Regions from separate parts of the Mus musculus genome. Here region 1 is linked to region 2. A link is a loop called in an ENCODE intact Hi-C map of the cell type or tissue named here. Cell type or tissue: heart. All regions are shown on one strand.

Region 1 (8,000 bases), 160 kb after region 2:
GCAATGAGACACAAGCCATTTGTATTTTCTTTCATAGTGTAGTAGATTATTAGTTATAAGCACTTTTATTCATTGCGGTAGAAAATTAGTCTTGAGAATAAGATGGGGATCCTGTTTTAAATTTGGGGGTTTACTGTGTTTTAAACATAGTACAGACTGCCCCCAGGATGTATTAGTATTTTAGAATGGATACTAAAGTAGTTGCTTTTTTCATTCCACAGAAAGCATCTATCCTCTTCTCAGACGGGGGTTCAGCTTTTTCACCCTGCCCTGGCCTTTAGCCGTTTTTATTGGGTCCTTTTTAAAAAAACTCACCCAGTTTGCTAAGTAATGCAATTATCAAAGCCAATATGGTTCCAAGGTGAGTTAAATAATTCAAGCAATTGATAATTCATAAAGGCAAAAGACTCTGCACTGATTCTTTTCCCTGCAGAGCCGAGGAAGGCTGCTCTAACAACCTCAAGTTTCATTATTTGCTACAACCAAAGCATTTTAGACTCCTCAGTCTTCCACACCAATATGACAGGCATCAGTCGCTCTTTGTACTGATTTTATAATGGATTCCTTTAGTAAATCTGTTCATCTATTTGTTGATCTTCTCCCCCCATCTCTCCTCTTCCCTTTCTTCTTTCTCCCTCTCCCTCTCTCCGTCCTTCTTTTCCACATCTCTGTTTTGTTTTCTTGAGACAGGATCTTGCTACCCAGCCCAAGCTGAACTCAAGTTTGCCGTTATCTTCCTGCCTCCCACTCCCCGTTGCTGGGATTATAGACATGCACCACACGCTGGTATTTATTTTTCAAACACAGAGATTTTATTGCAGTTAGATTACATTCTTTATTATTAATAAAAAGTTTTGCTGAATTTTTCTATGGGGGGTGGTGGATTTTACTACTAACAGTAGTAACAAAAAGTTTAAAAGTGTAGTCTTGCAAATGTTACCAACTTACTAGGAGGGCTTTATTTCCTGTTTCATCCTGTCAACAGTTCTATTTATAAGAAGCTGCCAGGGAATAGTGCATAGAGCATAAAATGCTCACGCAGAAAGTCTCAGTAGGGCATGTGTAACCTGCATCCCAGCACATCTGTAGATGACGATGTCATATCACAGTGTCAAAATGTTGGCTCCTTTGATACCTTTATCATCTCAAGATAATAAGCCAAGGATTCACCAAAAAAAAAAAAGTGTCCTAATGGTTATTTCTTTGAGATATTTTTCCTGATGAAATTTGTAGTTACATTGGGAAGTCTTTTTAAAACTGTATTAAAATGTGACTTGCATTACAAATTTCTGTATCCTGTCAATGTATTTTATTTCAATGACCTATTTATTTGGTGATTGGATGCCCTCTGCGTCATAGGGCATCCCAGTGGGAGAGCTTGTGCTTAGGTTAGCATTTACAAGGCCCTAGGTTCAGTCTCCAGCAGTAGAAGGGAGAAAAATCATATAAGCATTTTAAGAACAAAAATAATGGCAAGATGGCTTAGAGGGTCAGAGCACTTTCTGTGGAAATGCAGCTATCTGAGTTCAGTCTCTTTCCTTTGTGCTCCCCACACACACATGGAGTTTAAGATTATATAAACAAAGAAAACCTGCATCGATTTGAATAAGTACATAAAGCATAGAGAATATGATTTAACTAGTTTACTGTTACATCTGTGTAACAGTACATTTACATGTACATATACATATAAAATGTAGTCAAGAAGCAAGAGCATCAAGTCTAGGTAATAGTTGGGAAGGGAGGAGGAAGGTGCAAACGGGGAAGGATATAGAAGGGGCTTCAAAACTATTGGCAGTATGTCAAGCATCAAGGTTTTGCGGTTAGCCACCCCAAACCTACCAGTTAGAAGTGTGCATTTTCACATGAATGTATAATACAGACAGAGGTGGTCAGGGACAACCTATCTCCATTCAGTCAGAACAGGGGTCTGGCAGAAATCATGGGTTTAAATCTCTGTAGTCACTGAGTATTAGTGGCTGTTAGCTGGGACTTGCAGTGGGACAGAATCTGGGCATGGCCAGAGTCTCTCTGTTCTGCTCCTTACTGCCTACTGGCTGTGTTCTAAGGGAAAGAGCTGGAGGCCAATTTGCCTTCTATCCTGCTATCAGAAGTCTCCTGTGACTCCCCTGCATTCTAGTCATCAAAAAACATACATATTGTGAGGAATATGTAAAGACACACAGGGCTTGGAAACAATATGCAAATAACGCAAAATATTTTTAAAATGAAATTAAGAATATTAGCTGCTCTTGCCAAGGACCTGGGTTTGATCTTAGCCTACCTTGCAAGCGTGAGAAAAGAAGTTACAGCTCAGAGCCCATGTAGAAAATTCGGGTATGGTGGCACCTTTGTAGACTCAGTTCCAGGGATGTGGAGGCAGGTGTATTCCCGAGGTTCGCAATCTGGCCAGCCTTGTCGACTTGACACTTAACTATTTTTAATCTTTAATTTTATTAATCCTAGTTTCTTCTTTCTTTTCTTTTCTTTTTCTTTTTTATGGCTAGGGGTTTGCCAGTATTGTTTATTTATTTTATTATTTTGTAAAGCACTAACTCTGTGATGAAGTCTACCTAGTGTCTGTGCTTACACCTTGCAACAATAAAATAACAAATCCTTCAGGTATTTTACTTAATCTTATTCTTTGCAATTCTTCATCACTCATCTACCAGCATACCGACGCTTAATGAATTCAAAATCATACGCACTCTGTATTAAATGTACAATACCGCTGTGGGGTCAGTAATGCATTTCTTAGCTTCTAGTGCTATAAGGAATTTTTGGAATGTGCGTCATCGTTGTCTGGAGGAAGAAACTTATTTCGACAGGAGAAACTCCCATCTGGGAAAGCTTTGCTTGGCGTACTTCTCCCCGCAGGGTCGCTTTCTGGGTACAGCCTCCGAAAACATTAATTTCACCTTTAGGAAGACACCAACCTGTACTGTAAAACCCCAGATAATCCTCCCTGCGCGACCTCCAGCTCTGCGCCTGCGTAGAACGACCTCCGCGGCCGGTTGACGAGCAGGAACCTCCAAACGGTGGCGCCTTGAGTATCTCGTCTTCCGCCCGGCGGGTTTTACCCGAACACGGAAGGGGCGGACCATGCAGATGAGAATGGAGCTGGTGGAGGTCCTGAAGCGCGGCGTGCAGCAGGTCACCGGCCACGGCGGCCTGCGGGGCCTCCTACGGGTTTTCTTCAGGTAGGAGGCCAGGGCTAGACCCTGGGTCTCTGGGGACGCACCTCCGCTGGCTGCTTTCCTGGAAAGGAGCTCAGATTAGATCACTTTGGAGGTCCAGGGATCCGGTCAAGGACAAGTTCAGTCCCAAGAGTTGAGTTCCTTGGACTGAGACGTCTCTGGGCCCTACTCAGCCCCTAGTGGCGGAGCTGTGACGCAGGTGCTAGGGTAGCCGGGATGCTCCGGGCTCGAGTCCTGGGGTGTAATGAGGCTTAGCATAGCAACCCCTCTACCCCTCACGGTGACCTTGGGCAAGTTTTCCTCTGCACTGTGTACAGTAAGAAGTTGAAGGTGGCGATCATGCTAGTCCCGATTAGCCCCATAAATCGCAGCAAATCCGGAGGACCAGTGAATAATCCAGGGGACACTCGTAATACGAAGATGATGAAGTACTTTGACTGCCTGAAGGTTTTGCTAACTTAGTGTCTCAGGGTGCACGTATCTACATACGTGGACCGTAGCTGGAAAGTAGTGTTTTATATGCAATCTAAGCACATCAGTTGTTTGGTTGATTACCCCCCCCACACACACACACCTGTCTGCATGCTGCTGGGACAACACAGGAGACTCCAGAGCTCTTTGCCAGAAAGTTAATTCGTGAGCGTTGAGTGGCAAGAGCCTTCGGCTGAAGGCTAGAGGTGTACAAGCAGCGAGCATCCCCCGTAGCATCTCGTTCTTGTGTCGATGCAGAAACAGTCGGTGGTACGGTCTGTTTCTGGGTTTGTCTTGAACAGTGTGAATCATTCTGAGATGCCTTTTTTTTCCTCTGTGTACTTCTTAAAGGGCAAATGATATAAGGATTGGTACACTGGTGGGAGAAGACAAATATGGAAATAAATACTACGAAGACAACAAGCAATTTTTTGGTGAGTGCAGTATTTTCTTTTTCTTTTATTTTTTTAAGATTTATTTTATTATTATATGTAAGTACACTGTAGCTGTCTTCAGACACCCCTGAAGAGGGTGTCAGATCTTGTTACAAATGGTTGTGAGCCACCATGTGGTTGCTGGGGTTTGAACTCAGGACCTCTGGAAGAGCAGTCGGTGCTCTTAACCGCTGAGCCATCTCTCCAGCCCAGTATTTATAGATTTTGTGTGTGTGTGTGTGTGTGTGTGTGTGTGTGTGTGTGTGTGTGTGTGTGTATAAATGGATGGGGTTAGGATTCAGAGTCTAGTTTTGACATCATGCATGAACAGATACTAAGTGACTTGGAACGGAAAACTCAATAGGAAATTTAAAACGTGGGCAGAGGGGATGGCTCAGCCAGTTTGGGCACCTGCCACCATACATAGTGACCTGAAGTACACCCTTCAACGACCCCAGACCTCATCTTTCAGGTGAAGAAGCCAAGCCATCTATCACCTCATACTATTCTGTAGAGGTGTGTAAGCCAGACTTATGTGGCTGCAAGTTGGTGCCCCAGACGTTTGCATCTTATTCTGTAACATTTTCTTTTTTTTTTTTTTTTTTTTTTTTTTTTTTTTTTTTTTTTTGAGACAGGGTTTCTCTGTGTAGCCCTGGCTGTCCTGGAACTCACTCTGTAGACCAGGCTGGCCTCGAACTCAGAAATCCGCCTGCCTCTGCCTCCCAAGTGCTGGGACTAAAGGCGTGCACCACCACCGCCCGGCCAACCATAACATTTTAAACACAAACCACAGAACTTTAAGCTTTGGTCAGATTTTAAGTAATCTGAGCTGGAGCATCGTGGCTCCTGTGGTCCAAGTACTCTGAAGGCAGGGGCAAGAGAATTGCCAAAGGTCTGAGGCTAGCCAGGATAGCCTGGACTGCATAGAAACCCTATCAAACAAAACCCCAAAAACAGGTTTTCATAGATGACGCAGCCAAACCTTGAGGAAATGTCTTCGCCAAAGAGACTTGATCATATGACAGAAATGGCAACAGAGCCCCAGGGAGATATTCTTTCTACTCAGTATTTTGTTGTTAGGAATTAAAGTAACTTTCCTTCTCCCTCTTCTTTCTTCTCGTCTCACACTAAAATATAAGTACCTTTATTTTTGCTAATTGTTAGAATGATAGGTAGTATTGAAAATATTAAAATTTGTCATATAAAATAAAGAGTGAAAGCTGAGGTGAGAATATCAAGTGGTTCGGTGACCGGGAACTGTCCTTGTCGGCCCTAGGTTCAGGGATAAAAAGAAAAGGAGAGAACGTAGGAAGCGCCTTCTGTTGTGACTTTATTATTATTTTCTTTCTAGAAGGTTTTAATCACATGTACTTAAATGTGTTTTCATGCGTGGCTGTTTGAGTGCCGGGGTGCACGTGTGTCAGAGAACAACATGTGGGAGTCAGTTCTCTCCTTCCATAGTATAGGATGCAGGGATTGAACTCAGGCCCTCACACTTAGCCACAAGCCCCTTTACCTGCGGCCATCTCACTGGCCCCTGTAATTTTACTTGTATTTTAATACTGCGACTTATGCATGTTTTAAAGGCTTGAATGAGGGCCAGAGAGACAACTCTGTGATTAAGAGCTCTGGCTGCTCTTGCAGAGCCTTGGGTTCAGTTCATAGCACCCACCTGGCAGCTCACAGCTCTCTGGAACTCCAGTTCCAGGGGAATCTGATGCCTTCTTCTGGCCTCCACGGGTACCAGGCACACATGGGGTGCACATACGTACATACGTACTCAGGCAAAACACATACAATTTTTAAAAAGAATTTTTAAAAAATAAATACATAGTCTAAAAACAAATTCCTAGAAGTGGAGTTGCCAAGTGTGAACATGAACTTTCAACATAAAAATTATCTATTTATTTTATTTATATAATATTAATTACTTTATTTTATGGGTTTTGCCTGTGTGTATGTCCATGTGCCACATGCCTGCCTGCTGTCCATGGAGACATCAGGTCTCCTTGAATTGAAATTGCAAATGACTTGTGTATAACTGACCTGTTGGATTGCAGTTCATGTTTAGTTATCCATTCTTCTGCTTTTCTGTGATATGTGTTTTCTGTGCCACTCAGTCTGCTCTGGAATTCAGCTGTCCTGTCAATGGGTCTATGAGCTTTTGGGGTGTATGTGTGTGTATTTGTATACTATATTGGAGGTATGTGTGTATGTAGTATATGCTATGTATAGTATGTGTGTGTACTACGTTGGGTACATGTTTGTGTTTAATATGTGATGTGTATGTAGTATGTGCTATGTGTAGTATGTGTGTACAATATTGGTATATGTGTGTAATATGTGATCTGTGTAGTGTACGTGTACACAATGTTGAGTGTATATGTGTAGTATGGTGTGTGTGTGTGTGTGTGTGTGTGTGTGTGTGTGTGTGTGTGTGTTTGTAGTATGTGGACTGTGTGGGTGTGTAGGCCAGAGGACAACCTTGGGTATTGTGTCTCAGGTCCCATTCACCTTTTTTCCTTCCACTGGCCTGGAATTCACCAAGTAGGCTGGGCTGGCCCAGCCAGTTTGCCCTAGGGATCCACCTGCCTCTGCCTGAGTTGGTGTTACCCACTGCCATGCCTGGCATCCATCTATTTCTTTTCATTTAATGTGAGCTCTGGGGATCAAGCTCCAGTCCTTGTGCTTGCGAGGTAAGCACTTTCGGGACTAGTTCTCTTTCCACCTTGGGAACAGTTTTGGAAATAGTAGGTAGGTTACCCAGCTCATTTCACAGAGAGCTGATAAATAGTAAGGCAGCCATAGTGTTTTGATGCCGTGAACTGTCCTCTTAACTAACCACCATTTATAATAGTCACCATTACATAAGACTCAAATATTTCCAAAGGACCACAGTGTTCCTTATGGATGCAGTTTATTTAGAAACCCAGAATTAATGTGTGCTGTTGTGAGTACGTTTTTGCTCTGGTTCCTGGAGAACTTTCTTTTCTGGGAATTCCCTAAGCAGAGGGGGCCAAGCGTGCCTCCTCGTGCTCATTCTGGGTCAGACGTCGGGGAGAAGCAAGGGTTCTCCACTGTGAAAAGGTTGTGAGCCCAACCCTAGCTCCATCCCTGCTCTGTGATGCAGCTGGCTTCATGGTACAGCAGGATGTCATCCCTCGGACACACTGTTATGTTAGAACAAAATGATACAGTCTTTCCGGTTTTATGTGCGTACACTTCAGAAACTATCTTCTCCCTCCTCCCACTCAGGCCGCCACCGATGGGTCATCTACACCACCGAGATGAACGGCAAAAACACATTCTGGGATGTGGATGGAAGCATGGTGCCTCCTGAGTGGTAAGCGAAGTCAACGGGGTATAGGACAGGCAGTATTCACTTCACAGTAGAGGAAAGGTACTCACAGTGAGAGAGTCTGCTTCAGGTCGCAGGGGTCTTAAGTTACTCCACAGCTGCCGTGCCTTGAGCCACAATCACTCCTTTTCTCATACTCTGTGAGTCAGGGGCTCTAAGCAAAGCAAGATGGCTGTCTCTGCCCTGCGAGACAGAATCTTAGACTCATCTGAAGACATGTTCTCTAAGCAGGCGGCAGCTGATGCTAGTGGCAGAGGCTGTAGTCGAAATGCCTTCACACCTGTGGTTCTTCAGGTGCAAGCTCGAGAAAAAACAAGCAGAAGCCTCGTGGTCCTGAAGCTGATCTTAGAAATCCTTCTCACTTCTGTCTTCTGTGCACTGAAAGTGCTGCCCCTGTTCAGCCTGAAGGCATGTTAAATGACATAGTGTGTGTGTGTGTGTGTGTGTGTGTGTGTGTGTGTGTGTGTGTGCGCGTGCGTGCGTGCGTGCGTGCGTGCGTGCGTGTGTGTGTGTGTGTGTGTGTGTGTGTGTGTGTGTGTG
Region 2 (8,000 bases):
TGTGAGTCTGAACTATTCTACATAGTGAGTTCCAGGCCAGCCAGGACTACGTAATGGGGCCTGTCTCAATAAAACAAGGTGGTGCTCCAATTTATAACACAGGCAACACATTTTAGTGGGGGAAATGATGATGCCAGGCCAACCAGATATGCATATTGGGGAAAAAATAGCAGATCAATTGCAAAAGGCCAAAACTTTTAGAGAAAACATCTTTGTGATTTTAGGGTTACACGAGTATTTCCTTGGAGCATTATCCATACATACAAGAAAAAAAGATCAAGTGGATTTGAATGAATTTAGGAGACTGTATTCTTTGCAATGAACTGTTAAGAGTACAGAAGCTGCCACTGAGATGGCTCAGTGGACAAAGGGACTTGCTGCCACGTCATGAATTTGACTTCAGGTCCTACATGGTAGAAGCTGAGAATCAACACTTGCAAATTGGCTTCTGACATACACACACACACATACACACACACACACACACACATGTAATAAAAATTTACTTTTAAAAATGTGCAGAAGCCACATACATATACCCTAAGAGATGTCGGGTAGATATATAATGAAGGAATTGTACCTTTGTACACAGTTTTTTTTAATAGTAAGAGAAAAACCAATATAAAGACTCACAGTGGTCATCTTAAGTTCCATACTGACGATACAGAAATGAAAAACACACAAAAGTAACAATACACATCTATCAGACGGATACAAAAGCTGAAAGAGTGCTGGTGAGGATATGGTATAAGGAGACCTCTTACATGCTGCTGACAGGAGTGTCCATAACTGCTTTAGAGTATCTATGTAAGGCAAATACATCTCTTTTCTATAATTTAGCATTTTCAGTTCTAAGTATATACCCAACAAAAAAAATATGCTTACCAAAACCGCACATTGGCTCAGAGGTTAAGAGCACTGACTGTTCTTCAGAGGTCTTGAGTTCAATTCCCAGCAACCACATGGTGGCTCACAACCACCTGTAATGGGATTTGATGCTCTCTTCTGGTGTGTCTGAAGATAGAGGCAATGTACTCATACATATATTATTAATAATAGTAATAAAGAAAAGTCCTCAGTAATACTATTTACAACAATTTCAAAGCAGAAACTACCTAATGTACATCCCTCAGAAGACCTGATTAAAAAGAGCCATATAGTCACATGGAATACTGTATCAAAAAAATGCATAGGTAATTATATAAATGAATGTCACAAAGCAGCAAGGAAAAAGAAAAAGAAAGTATGTAAGTGATGCCTGACAGTGTACAGACAGTAAGAGCAGATGAAACTAATCTGGGTTAGTCATTACAGTTCTGAGTAGTACTTATCCTTAGGGTGGGAACCAGAAACTGACAAACAGCAGGAAGGAGGCAGTGGTGTTAGTGATGTTCCACTTATTATTCGCACACCCATCGTTGTGTACGCTCTTGGTATGTGTATATGCCTTATGTATACTCTCGTGTGACAATAATCAAAAAGTTAAGCAGAGAGCTGGAACAGTAAGTCTACACATATGATAATGGCAAAGCAGTAGATGAATAATTCATGCAGAGGCTAACGAGATGTTAAGAGCATTGATTGCTCTTCCAGAGGACGGGGGCTGGGGGGTTCAGTCACCAGCACCCACATGTAGGCTCACAACTGTTTATAACTCTAGTTACAGGGGATCTCACACACTCTTCTAGTCTCCAAGAGCACCAAGCACACATGTGGTGCATAGACATCCATGCAGGCAAACTATCCATGCACATAAAATAATAAAACATAAAAGCAATGCACTGACCAACAGAAAAGAAAACAGAAGGAGAATTCATGTAAATCAATTTTTAAGAAGCTAGGCTGAGAGTACTTATTAAGCATGGGGAAGCCATGAGTTCAACCCCTAGCACCAAATTTTTAAATGCTTAATAAATCTATAAATGTAAATCTAAGAAACATAATGTTTATATTATTGTGGGACATGATGGGATACACCTATAATACCAGGAGGCTAAGATGGGAGAGTTCAAAGTTCAAGACCAGCTTGGATTCCATACTAAGACCCTTTCTATCTCCGAAAAGAAAAGGGAGTGGATGAGTGGGAACAAGATTAATGACAAAGTTAAATTTACATAAAAATAGATTCAAAACTCTGTGGTACATCTTTCACACTAGAAAACCAAACCAAACCAAAACAAAACCCCATGCAAACATAGTCACACATTTGAAACTTCCAAGATCTTTTTTTTTTTTGCTTTTATCTTTTGTAACAAAATGTTTTCTAAGATAGGGTCTCTCCTATCTCACCCTAGTCTCTAACTCACTAAGTAGCTGATACTTTGAAGTTCTTATGATGCTCTTAAAAGCACCTTTTGAGTGCTGGAATCCCAGGCACGTGTATACCACCCTATCAGGTTTGTGTGGCGCTGCCAATTGAACCAAGAGACTTGTGCATTCAAGCCAAGCGCTCTACCCATTGAACTACATCCCCAGACCAATAAAACTCTGCAAACCAAAAACACACTTATTATGTCCAGAAACCAAAGAAAGCAGGGTAAAAAAATAAAAATTTCAGCCACCTACTTTTTTCTCCTCTTTATCTCCCACATTCAATCTGTAGCCATTCCCTCAATTTCATATTAGAGATGAATATCCAAGTCAGTATTAATTTTTCTGACTTCCAAAATGTATGCCTTTGTCCTCTCTACTCAAGTCCTCATATCTAGACCCTTCATAATAGCAAAGCAGTCATATTTCCCTCCTCGATACTGTAGCTATATTAAGTCACTTTGCAACCCTCCATACTCCAGCCCCTAAAGCTGCACGTTCAGTATTGTCACCCCACCCCGATCTTTGGCATACATAAAACCCTTTTCCTGGAGTACATTTTCTCCCATCAATCTTCCTAATTTCATTCAGAGCTGAAGATTTACCTAGGGTATCACTTGCTGTGTGTAGCTTTTTAAAGTGCTATGAGTGGACAATGGGTTCCAAATTATGCTTCCACGGGCAGTTTTTAGATATCTCAATACTTCACATTCTGTACCGTACCTCACCCTCCCATTATACACCACGGGGGATTTCTTCTCTTTCTCTTGTATGAATTCCCTGAAATCTAGTTGGCTGAGGGAAAGTATGGCATACATATTCAATACATACACATACACGTTCCAGGGTGTGGGTATTGACCTGTCTGATGGGGTAAAAATGGCACTAAAGCCATTAACTAGGCTTTATTTTTTAAATTCAAGATGGCAGAGACATCTTAAAATAGTCCAACACAAAAGCATTCACATCCAGACCAGAGCTTCCATTCAGAACTGGCTACACTTAGCGCAACAGCAAGGACAAAAGAATGGAACCTAGGTGCTGAGACGCCAGAGCTCACACCATTGGCCACAGGTCTCACTTAACAGACCTTAAACCCCACATAGAAAGGCACCTGCTGCCTGCCTGCATTCCAGAGGCCACACCTTGATGATGATGATTATGATGATGATGATGACCGGAGGCACTTATGGATTAACAGGCCCGCAAAAATCAAAGATAAAAAGGGAAGGAGGTTAAGTAGTAGACAGAATATCCAGCACGTTTCGGCCCCGCCCCAACGAGGCGCAGTCCAGGGCGGTGCAGCCATAGGGTAAGAACCGATCAAGGCTCCCGCCCAGGGCCGGTCAATTGCGCCGGGTCTGGGAATTCTGGGCGAGCTCGGGGCAGAGGCCAACCACGCCAGGATCCCCTGAGCTATACCTGTCAGGCGGCTGCAGCAAGTAGGCCCCGAAACAGCGGAGGATTGGGGACCCAGGCCCGCAGGCGCCCGTCACCCTATCCCTCCCCTCTGAATCGCTTTGCCTTCTCGCTCTTCCTTTAGTCCTTCGGAAACAAAGACGGTCCACACTCCCCGCCATTTTCTCCTCACCTCAAAAACCACCTCTTCGTCAAACTCCGGTGTCATCCTTCTCCGCCATACCACCCGCCTCAGCACGATGGGAAATGAAGGCAGGAGGGCGGGCAGCACCCAGGCTTCGGCTCCTGCCCACCTCGGGGGCACTGAAAACTACAACTCCCGGCATGCATCGCGACCCACGCCCCTTTCCGACCTGCTTATTGGAGAAGAGGGTGAGCGTGTAGGCTGGAGGGGCGGGAGCGGGCGGGCGTTCCAGAGCTCCTATTGGAGAGAGCTATGGCTTTTGTCTGCCTTTTACATCCCCTGACTACTAGGGGGCGCCTGGAGCGCGGATTTTTCTCTCAAGTTGAGGTGGGGCGCGCGTCCGCGAAGCCGCTGCGATCTCCTCTCGTGCGCGCGCCTGGCGATCGTCCCGGAGCGCGGCGGAGCGGCGCTCGTGCACGTCCCCCTGTCGCTGGCCGCTAGCGCCCGGGTCCGCCGGAGGGTCGCGGGAGCCGGCGTCCGTCCTTTGTGAGGCGCTCAGGCGGTGCGGGACGGAATGTGGGCGCTGCGGGGACTTTTGTCTTCTGCTCAAACTCTGGGGAGTGTGGACTGAACGGGAGCCATGGACTGAGGGCGTGAGCCGCGCGGGGCAGTCATGACTTCTGCCGCGGGTAAGTGGCTGCGCTCGCGCCGGGCTGGGGAGTAGTCGCGGCGGGCGCCGGCGGGCTCCGGCTCCCGCTGCGTTCCCCGCGGGTGGGCGGTGCGGGACTGGCGCCGGTCGCCCGCGCCCGCTGTGGGGTCCCCGGGATGCGTCCCCCACCCCTGAGCCCAGGTGATGGGACGGCGTCGCGGAGCTTGCTCGGGTTCCGTGACTTAGGCGCTGTCGCTGCCTGTGCGCGGTGTGGGAAGCGTGGAGTCCGGTGTGGAGGAGTCAGTTATTCTAAGCTAGGACAGTTTTCCAGCGAGTTGAAGAAACTCCGCCACTAGCCCGCGTTGCTTGAAAACCTAGTATTTATTGACTGAAACTCTTCGCGCTTGTAAGGAGGGTTGGATAGAGCTGTTTGCACCCTGGTGTTTTGAGCCCTATTACCTGAGTGAGTATGGACTATTAGTTGGTAAAATAAAACAAAACCGAGTTGCCCCCTCCCCTGCACCTACCCCTCCCTGTTTTTTGCTCATCTTCACCTTTTCCTTCCTTCCTTCCTTCCTTCCTTCCTTCCTTCCTTCCTTCCTTCCTTCCTTCCTTCCTTCCTTCCTTTCTTCCTCCCCCCCCCACCCCCCTCGTACCTGGACTGTGTAAACAAAGCCCTATTTTCAGTCTGCCTCCTTTCCACTCACCCAAATGACAAAGCCTCTCCTTACCTTTGTGTGAATTTAAGCACTTTGGCTCATTGTGTTGTGACCTTTTTAAGGAACAGTTTCTAATCTTCCAAATTTGTGTCCAAGGGACAGTCTCTTTATAAGAACACAGCACATTTTCAAAGCCAGAATTTAATAAGGTATGGGATATATTAAAGGCATCTTTATCCACATCAGAAGAAACTTTGATGAGAGATTTTGTAGTAAAAGAGCGTAAGTTTCACTTCAGTTAGGTCTAGAATTAGCACTTAAGTATCAGATTAAATTTTCTTTGCTTTTTTTGGCGTTTGTTTAACATTCCTGCAACTTGAAAACTGTCAGGAGAGCACACACACTAAATGTTCTGATTTGTACTTCTAAAGCCTTGAAGGAGTCACACTGCTAGGCAAAATCCGGATTACTTCAAACAGGCAAGAAATTAGTAACAATAAGAAAGTGAGACCTTTATTCTCTTTGAAGTGATGTGCATTCATCACGTGATCATCATGCACTGAGTTATTTACAAACGTTTCTCTCAGTTTTGGGATGTGTTCCATTTAAACAACGGATCGTTTTCAGCCCAAGTTTCTGTACCCTCGCCATCGTTCAGCTTTTTAAAATGACTGAATTAATATAATTAATTTAAAATAAAAACTTAAAACTTAATAATTAAAATTTCTAGAATTCAGTCAGGAAGTTTACGATTGTTTTCTTCAAATTAATCCAGAACAAGGCTAGCTATTTTTATACTTATCAACTTTACAATTAAGGAAATCCACAGCATTTTTGTGGTATTTAAAAGAGAGACACTTCCTGTGTCTAGCTGAGTGAGTTGATTTTTTTTTTTTTTTAAGAATGGCTTGCTGAGAATCATTACTTTTTTGCTCACCGATTTGATGAGATTTATTGTAAGTTTTTGTTACATCTAGGGGGATACGGAAGAGGACTGAGGTTTCTCTTTCCTGCCCATTATATGAAGTTATACATACATTTCCTTGCTAGTCGTGTGTGTGTGTGTGGGGGGGGGTTTCATAATAATGAAATTTATTAAAGCTTTGGGGAAAATTACTAATGAAGCAGAGCGTTAGTTTTAGCCTGATCTAGTGTAGTTGGGAAGGGTGGCCTAATTTATTATTAGGGGGCTGTTGTACCACCTTTAAGTGACAGGTGTCCCGAGGAAGAGTTTGCTTTGGTTTTGCTTGTTTTTATACAGCGGTTGAAGTGTGAGCTCATAGAGGAGATTTTTTGAAGTATTCTGAGTAGTACATGGAATAAAAGAGAGTTAATTAAAAGTAGCTTTCCATCATAGTGTGCATAAACATCTCACTATTCTCATTCATGCCTGTACGGTTTTGTTTGGGGCCTCGTGGAATAGCCCAGAGAGAGAGTGTGCTCGTGAGCCACGGCCACCTGTGTGTAACAGATGACAAATCTGTTTATAGCAGTAAGACAGCAGTGGTCCTTTCTACCTTCGCTTTCCCCTGCAGCCAGACAGCTGTGTAAATAGAAGATTTGCCGAATTGCTCTAAGGAAGCATTTGGGTCTGGATGTTAATATTAATATCAAGATCCAGAGGTGCAGCATTCATTTCCAAACAGTGTGTACTGACTATAGGTTTTGAGCATTGGAGTGAATCATAACATAATGTCTTATTGGTGTTGTTTTGAGCCATTCTTCTTTCAAAGCATTACAAATAATAAGGGCCAGTGAGATGGCTCAGTGGTTAGGCTCTTCCTGTCACAGCCTGCTGACCTGAGTTTGGGCACTGGGGACCCACGTGATGAAAAGAGAGAACCAAGTCTTACATGTTTTCATCTAACACATGTATGCAGTGGAATACACACACACACATACACACACACACACACACACACCACATAATATATAATTTTAAAAAATAGTAATGAAGCTGACATAGTGTTGTGCCTCTGTAATCCCAGGACCAGAGAGGGTGAGCCAGGAAGACTGCAGTTCAGGGATATCCAGGGCTACATTGCAAAGCCTGTCTCCGAAAACTAAAAATAAAGAACTAACAGTAAGGAAAGGTTTCATATATTGCTGTACCAGTGACTTGGCACTCACTTGTTCCTATTAGTCATTAAGGAATTACACAATGATCCTATTGAAGTTCACCCTGCTTGCTTTTGAAAACATCATCTTTTAAAGGGATTTATTTGTAAAATATGTATGTATATATATTTGTGTGTAGTAGGTAGAGGTTTGTGCGTGTGAGCACAGGCACCAGCAGAGTTCAGAGCAGGTTGTTGGATTCCCTAGAACTGGAGTTCCAGTCGGTTGTAACCCTTCCCAACTCTCCAACCCCCACTCTCTACCCTAGCCACATAGGTGCTAGGAACTGAACTCCGCTCTTCTATAGGAACAGTATGTATTGCACTTTTTTTTTAAAGATTTATTTATTTTATGTATGTGAGTACACTGTAGCTGTTCAGATGGTTGTGAGCCTCCATGTGGTTGTGGAATTGAATTCAGGACCTCTGCTTGCTCTAGTCGGCTCCGCTCGCTCCGGCCCAAAGATTTCTTTATTATTATAAATAAGTACACTGTTGCTGTCTTCAAACACACCAGAAGAGGGTGTCAGATCTCATTTCGGGTGGTTGTGAGCCACCATGTGGTTGCTGGGATTTGAACTCAGGACCTTCAGAAGAGCAGTCAGTGCTCTTAACTGCTGAGCCATCTCGCCAGCCCATGTCTTGGGCTCTTGACAACTGAGTCATCTCTTTAGCCTTCAGAACACCATTTGATGTTAAATTGGATATTGAAGTTAAAAATA

Evidence for each region. A loop is a pair of places that touch in the nucleus more often than their neighbours do. Peaks named below come from ENCODE experiments on the same cell type or tissue, not always from the same donor. Only the 100,000 strongest peaks of a DNase experiment are listed, where the experiment ranks them.
Region 1: a loop joins it to region 2, with 2.8 times the contacts of the local background. A loop is called at or near these places in 3 of 42 quality-filtered maps.

The regions. Positions count from the first base shown.
Region 1 is chr10:94,195,931-94,203,930 of GRCm38, forward strand. Nr2c1 (nuclear receptor subfamily 2, group C, member 1) reads left to right here. Exons shown (of 14, transcript NM_011629.3): 14 at 1-1,284. Ndufa12 (NADH:ubiquinone oxidoreductase subunit A12) reads left to right here and starts at 3,105. Exons shown (of 4, transcript NM_025551.4): 1 at 3,105-3,200; 2 at 4,020-4,102; 3 at 7,358-7,445. The coding sequence starts at 3,115. In heart, a CTCF peak has its summit at 3,368; a DNase peak (open chromatin) is centred at 3,061; H3K4me3 peaks cover 2,056 bases; H3K27ac peaks cover 1,422 bases.
Region 2 is chr10:94,031,769-94,039,768 of GRCm38, forward strand. Vezt (vezatin, adherens junctions transmembrane protein) reads right to left here and starts at 4,031. Exons shown (of 12, transcript NM_172538.5): 1 at 3,902-4,031. The coding sequence starts at 3,937. It overlaps Fgd6 (FYVE, RhoGEF and PH domain containing 6), which reads left to right and starts at 4,233. Exons shown (of 21, transcript NM_053072.3): 1 at 4,233-4,542. The coding sequence starts at 4,527. In heart, a CTCF peak has its summit at 4,207; a DNase peak (open chromatin) is centred at 4,193; H3K4me3 peaks cover 3,201 bases; H3K27ac peaks cover 2,134 bases.